Regions from separate parts of the Homo sapiens genome. Here region 1 is linked to region 2. The links are chromatin contacts, found by Hi-C in ENCODE. All regions are on one chromosome and are shown on one strand. The core of a region is the stretch at or near the end of the contact, and the rest is flanking DNA. Distances in the headings are between cores, read along the strand shown. Region 1 holds the start of SLC44A5 (solute carrier family 44 member 5). Region 2 holds the start of LHX8-AS1 (LHX8 antisense RNA 1).

What was found. Hi-C counts contacts between places; a loop is a spot of excess contacts on that map. Pooled maps may share reads with other maps.
Region 1: a loop to region 2 is called in a map of naive thymus-derived CD4-positive, alpha-beta T cell, with 7 times the contacts of the local background. The contact joins the promoter of SLC44A5 here to the promoter of LHX8-AS1 in region 2. A Hi-C loop is called at or near these places in 1 of 168 maps with a recorded cell type or tissue (naive thymus-derived CD4-positive, alpha-beta T cell), 9 of 37 single-sample maps with no recorded cell type and 9 of 50 pooled maps.

Annotation. Positions count from the first base shown.
Region 1 is chr1:75,609,845-75,612,722 of GRCh38, reverse strand. SLC44A5 (solute carrier family 44 member 5) reads left to right here and starts at 1,609. Exons shown (of 24, transcript NM_001130058.2): 1 at 1,609-1,683.
Region 2 is chr1:75,131,110-75,133,897 of GRCh38, reverse strand. It overlaps LHX8-AS1 (LHX8 antisense RNA 1), which reads left to right and starts at 1,322. Exons shown (of 2, transcript NR_187397.1): 1 at 1,322-1,544; 2 at 1,945-2,788. It also overlaps a transcript of LHX8 not described here. RefSeq lists an enhancer at 1,363-2,562.

The DNA of each region.
Region 1 (2,878 bases), core at 360-2,859, 480 kb before region 2:
CATATTTATTGAGCACTGAATATGTACCAGATTCTGTGCAAAACACTAGGGATACGGTAATGAACATGATAGACAATGAAGTAAGAGGAGGCCTGGAAGAAGCAGGTGACAAATAATATGAACCAGAAAATTTCACATAGTGATTAATACCAGGAGAAATAAAACAAAGTGATGTGCGAGCAAATGATTTTGAGGTTACTTTAGATTGTCTGGAAAGGTGGCATTTGTGTCGGGAAACAAGTGATGAAGAGTAATTTGCATGCCAAGAACTGGAACATAACACTTCAGGCCTTAAGGTAGAAATGAGGTGGTAGCTTGGCACATTCACATACAAAAGGAAGAGGTGTAATGTGTAAGGAAGAGACAGTTAGGGAGAAGCCAGGCCTTTTTGGTCATAAAAAGGAATATAGAGTTTAAGTGCAATGAGAAGCCATTGGATATTCACTTGCTATTTGGGGATACATTCCTCTCCTGGAAGATTATTTCAGGGAGAGGAGCATTCCTACATCAACTCCCTAGGCCAACTAAGGTGACCTAATAGACTTCACTTTTCTAAAAGGTCCAGTTATACTCACGTTATTTTCTCTTGCTATTCACCAGAATACCTATGCAATTTCAGGCTGAGATATTGATAGCATCTCTAGGAATCCCTGCTTAGAAAACAATTCTAGAGAGAATGAGGATTAATTTAACATTTAGTACAAGATGATAAGATTAGTCACTTCCCTGGCAAGCCTTTCAATGCAAGTAAGTCTTAGGAAAAACATATTGTAATGGTAGAGGGGGATTCTGAGGGGTCCAGAACATGACTGTGCAGTAGGCAGAATGTGGAAGGCAGCATGAGGGGCTCCTAGATAACAGAAAGGGGTCCACAGAAGGAGAAGAGTGATGTTTGGAAGGGGACATGAGAAAGCCTCTAAAACAACATCAGCCAATTCGTGATTTTGCCAAGTGGAAGCCTGATATGAGCATGTTCCAAGAGAAACATTCTCATTCAAACACAGAAAAAGTTTAAACCAGGGTACTTTTATGCTTTTGACTGATCTTTTTATAATGAAGCATTTGTAACAATAAAAGCACACAGATGTTTACAAAGTCTCTTTGATTTTACTTAATCACTGTCAGGTTGTTCTGATGGATTACAGACCTCACAAATGAAAATAGCATGAACATATTAATGATAACTGCTGTTTGTTGGAGGTAGTTGCTTGATAGCTAGTTAAGGAAATCATGCTCTTGGGTCTCATTTTACTGTAGAGATGTTGGTAAGTGGGATATGGGGTATATTGGATGATTTTCTTTCCCCTAAGCATTTGTGACAAGAAGGTGCTATGATATTCAGGAAAGACACAAATAATAGTAGATTATTTTAAAGGTAATCATGGCCTACTTCCACCTCCAAACTACCTACTTCTTTGCCAAGGATTAACAATGAAAAAATATACTATAGCTCCAGGACTTTGTTCAGTCTCCTCCCCCTCTTTATACTCCAAGTGACTCCTTTGAGGCTAGCAAGGCTAGTAGGACCTCAGGGATTACCTAAGAATGGGGTATGGCCCTTAGTGATACTGGAACACAATGTGTTTATGACATCAGCTTTTTTTTCACAGTAGTGAATCGTAGCATGTTAGAGTTAGAAGGTTCAGTGTTGATGGAGTTATTGAAGAAATGATGGAGTAAGAGGTGAGTGATACTGCTAAATGCAAGAAGTCTATGTCTGTAGGAAAATTGGTCAAGTTTGTTATTCATAAGTACGTATTCTATACAACTCAAGAAATACACACACACACACACATATATATAGTGAAGTCTGAATATAAATTAGGAACTGAGCACTTCCTCTCCGTGTGTGTGTGTGTATATATATAGATATCCTGGGGGATTATTTAAAGAGAGTAGTATTTTTACATCAGCTCCCTAGGCCAAGTAAGGTGACCCAATGGACTTCACTTTTCTAAAAAGTCCAGTTACACTTATGTATCTTCTCTTAATATTCACCAAAATATCGACAATATTTCGGGCTGAGATGTTGATAACATCTCTAGGAATCCTTACCTACTGGTATTCACACCTGTTCATACTCCCCTTCCAAAATGAATCACAGCTGACCATGTGATCAGTACTGTACAGCAGAAAACTACATCATAAAGACATACACTATGGCTTCTGCCTTGTTCTTTTGTATTCTTTGCTTTCTTATGTTGCTCATTTTGGGGAAACCAGATGCCATGTTTTAAAAATACTCAAGGATCCCTTGGATTATTTTTTGAAGCAGAGGTTCATACAGATATTATTAACATTTCAGCCCAAAATATTGTCGGTATTTTGATGAATAGTAAGAGAAGATACATAAGTATAACTGCACTTTTTAGAAAAGTGAAGTCCATTGGGTCACCTTACTTGGCCTAGGGAGCTGATGTAGAAATATTGCTCTCTCTAAATAATTCTCCAGGATATCTATGTGTATATAGGTATATGTATGTATATGTATATACCTATGGAGAGAGAAGAAGAGCTCAGTTCCTAATTTATATTCAGACTTCACTATGTGTGTGTGTGTGTGTGTGTGTGTGTGTGTGTGTGTGTATTTCTTGACTTGCATAGAAGTCTTGAATCTTAGCTCTGTGTGGGAAGAACTGAGGCCTCCTGCTAATAGCAACAACTTGCTAGTTATGTGAGTGATCTATCTTGGGAACAGACCCTGCAACCAAGTCAAGCCTTCAGATGACTGTAGCTTCAGCCAACATCTGACTGAATTTCATGATAGCCCCGACCCAGAGCTATCCAATCAAGCTGCTTCTGGATTCCTGAATCACAGAAACCATAAGATATAATAAATGCTTACTCTTGTCTTAAACCACTAAAATTTGGGGGTAAT
Region 2 (2,788 bases), core at 73-2,572:
CATTAAGATAAAGAAGGAACATCTGAGCAACACAAAAGCTTATGATTTGCGACTAGATTTGAAATCAAGGCTACAAGAAAGACAAAAGTATGTTGCTAATGAGTATTGCTCTTTCATCTCCTAGACAAAATGTAAGCCCGAGCAGCCTTGTCTTCTGCCTCAAGTTCTGACTGCGGGGCGGGGAAGCGGCGGAGGGAGGTATTCAGGGTACCTTAATTTTGATTAAGATTGGAAGGTGTGTTTGTTTAAACAGACTCTTTGTGGTATAAACTTTATTTCATTATTTAGTGTATAAAGACAAATTTGGTTAAAAGATTATTTTTAAATGATTTTTGTTTCCATTTAAAAAGCTAAACTTCTGAAACTAAGAAGATCTAGGAGTCTATTTCTTAAAGGCCTTTAACAGAATCATAGGATTTTGCTTTAATTAGATGGAAATATATATGTAAAACACACACACGCACACACACATATCTTATCTCCTTGCCTTATTTGTATAGAAGAAAAAGAGCGAAATGATCTTGCCCAGACCCCAGCTCGGTCAGCAGCCGGCTAGCGGAGGAGATAGATAGCCTTTCCTGTGATGAAGTGAGCCTGTGTAAGAGTCTGGGACCGAGTTACCACTACAAATTTAGTTTTTCCTCCATTGCATTTTTCTCCCATAAACACTAGAGTCTTCAGAGCATTTTCCTATCGCCATTGTTTTTCTTTTCGCGCAGCTGCGCACAAGTTAATATTAGCCATCCCCCTGCCGGTCCTCTCTGGGAGATCTCGTTTAAATTTACTGAGCGAAGGGAGGAGGACGATATAATTAATCTGTGCCCTCTTAGAAAATTGAAAGATTGGGGTGGACTGACTTTTCAAAAAGCTAACTTGTGCGTGGGAACCAGAAAGACTTGTGTTTTTCATCAAATGCAGAAATCGGTATTGGGGGTGGTGGAGAAATTCACATAATGCATTTTCCATGAAATAGCATCGTTGTGGAGACCGCTCTTCCGAATGGAAAGTCAGAGTCGTGCAGAACATTGGCGCCATCAGGTCGTGTATAGAGCAGGATTTCGTTGAAAGTGGAATTAAACATAAAGGTCCGGTTTGGATATTTAATTACAGTGTGTGTGTGTGTGTGTGTGTGTGTGTGTGTTAGGGTTTAAAGTGAATCTGGGGTACTGTCTGGCTACTATCGAGGAGAATTTATCGCGCGGGTCATTTGGAGATCCAGAGAGAGCTGGAGCTGTGTTAGGGAAGCAGGGCGGGGGTGCGGGCATTTATGCGGTCTTTCCACCCACCCTCGCCTAATCAGGCGGCTCTCAGTCAGGTTTTCAAAATACTAACCTTGATCTAAGAGCGTCTATCTCTGCATAAGTGGAGAAAATGATTCATTTTTAGAGGTTTCTGGGCTTGGGGAAGAAGAATGGTCGTCAGACAGGAGCAGAAGACGTGAAAGATTGGTCTGGCCTCGCTTTACTCCAGGCGCCTTGTGGGATGCTGACCTGTCCCGGGGTGCAGCTGCGCGCACCCCTCCTTGAGCTGTAAGCCTCTGGGCGGTGAGTCAATTTCTATGTCCTGGGCGGTATAAGCCTTTGGCTGGGGGTCGAGTGTGCAAGAAGAGGGGAATGTGTTTGCTATGAATCCCAGGGCTGATCGTCCTGTCGGTCTGGGGTCCAACGACCTTCTGACCTTTTGTCAGGGGTGGGCGTACGAAGGTATAGCTTCTTCCTGGTGGCCCGGTTCCCTGGAGCTCGCGTCACGCCTCTTACCCACGCTCATCCTCGGCTGGGGCAACGGAAAAGTTATCTTCCTACTTTACAGGGGTGCGCTAAAAATCAAAAGAGTTTTTGTTTGTTTGTTTGGTCTTAGTAATGAGGGTTTTTAGCCCAAACGCCAATTGATTCCAATTTTGAACGAAGACTCTGATCAAAAAAACATCATCTTATGTGTCCACAGGTGGAAAAGCAATCGCCTGCGTCGTGACAGTTCCTACCTACTAAATTGAAAATTTGAAAATCAGAGGCGGCAGGCCCACCCAAGGTGTCTACCAACATCCGTGGACCACAGGGCTTTTTGCAAGCCCATGGGAAAGACAGCCTGAGAGACTTCGGAGTGCGTCCTGTCCCAGGCTGTGCCTCTCCTGCTTAAGGGAAGCCTTGAGTGTATCTCCCTAAAAACAGATGGGGGCAGGGAAGGGGTCTAGATCCCGTGGAGCCAGGCCTTGATTGGAGGTCCGGGCTGGAGAGAGGGAACATCAACCCGCCCTGACCCCCACAGCTTCCACTCACCCGAAGAGCTGCCTAATTGGGCTGCGAGCAGCTGCGAAATTTGTAATCGTCTAATGAGCCTTCCGCCTCGGTAATTCTTATCAAAAGGCATAAAACTGATATTTTCACACTCAGCTCGCACTGCAGGCGCCGTTTATAAACATCCTTCATCAGTGGGATGAAATTAAGCCTGCATTGACAGAGGTCTCTGGAACTCGATATTTAAAAGCAATAGATCCGAATTAGCAAATTATAACTTTAAGTAGGGAAAGTCCCCACCAACTTGACTATTGAACCCTTTGCCTCTGAGCTCCTCGGGGTGAGTAACCACACGTTTGAGAGAACTTAACCTGGAGGTTCTGCGGTGCTCAGGCAATCTCCGGAAACTCGGATTCCCGAAACTGCCCCTGCTACGGCTCCTCCCGCCCGCCTTCTAGGGACTCGCCTGGGTCAGACCTGTGGAGATCGGGGCGAGGCACAGCTGGAGCCTGAGAGAAAACGTGGTCAAAGGAGGCGCATCCAGGACTCCCGGG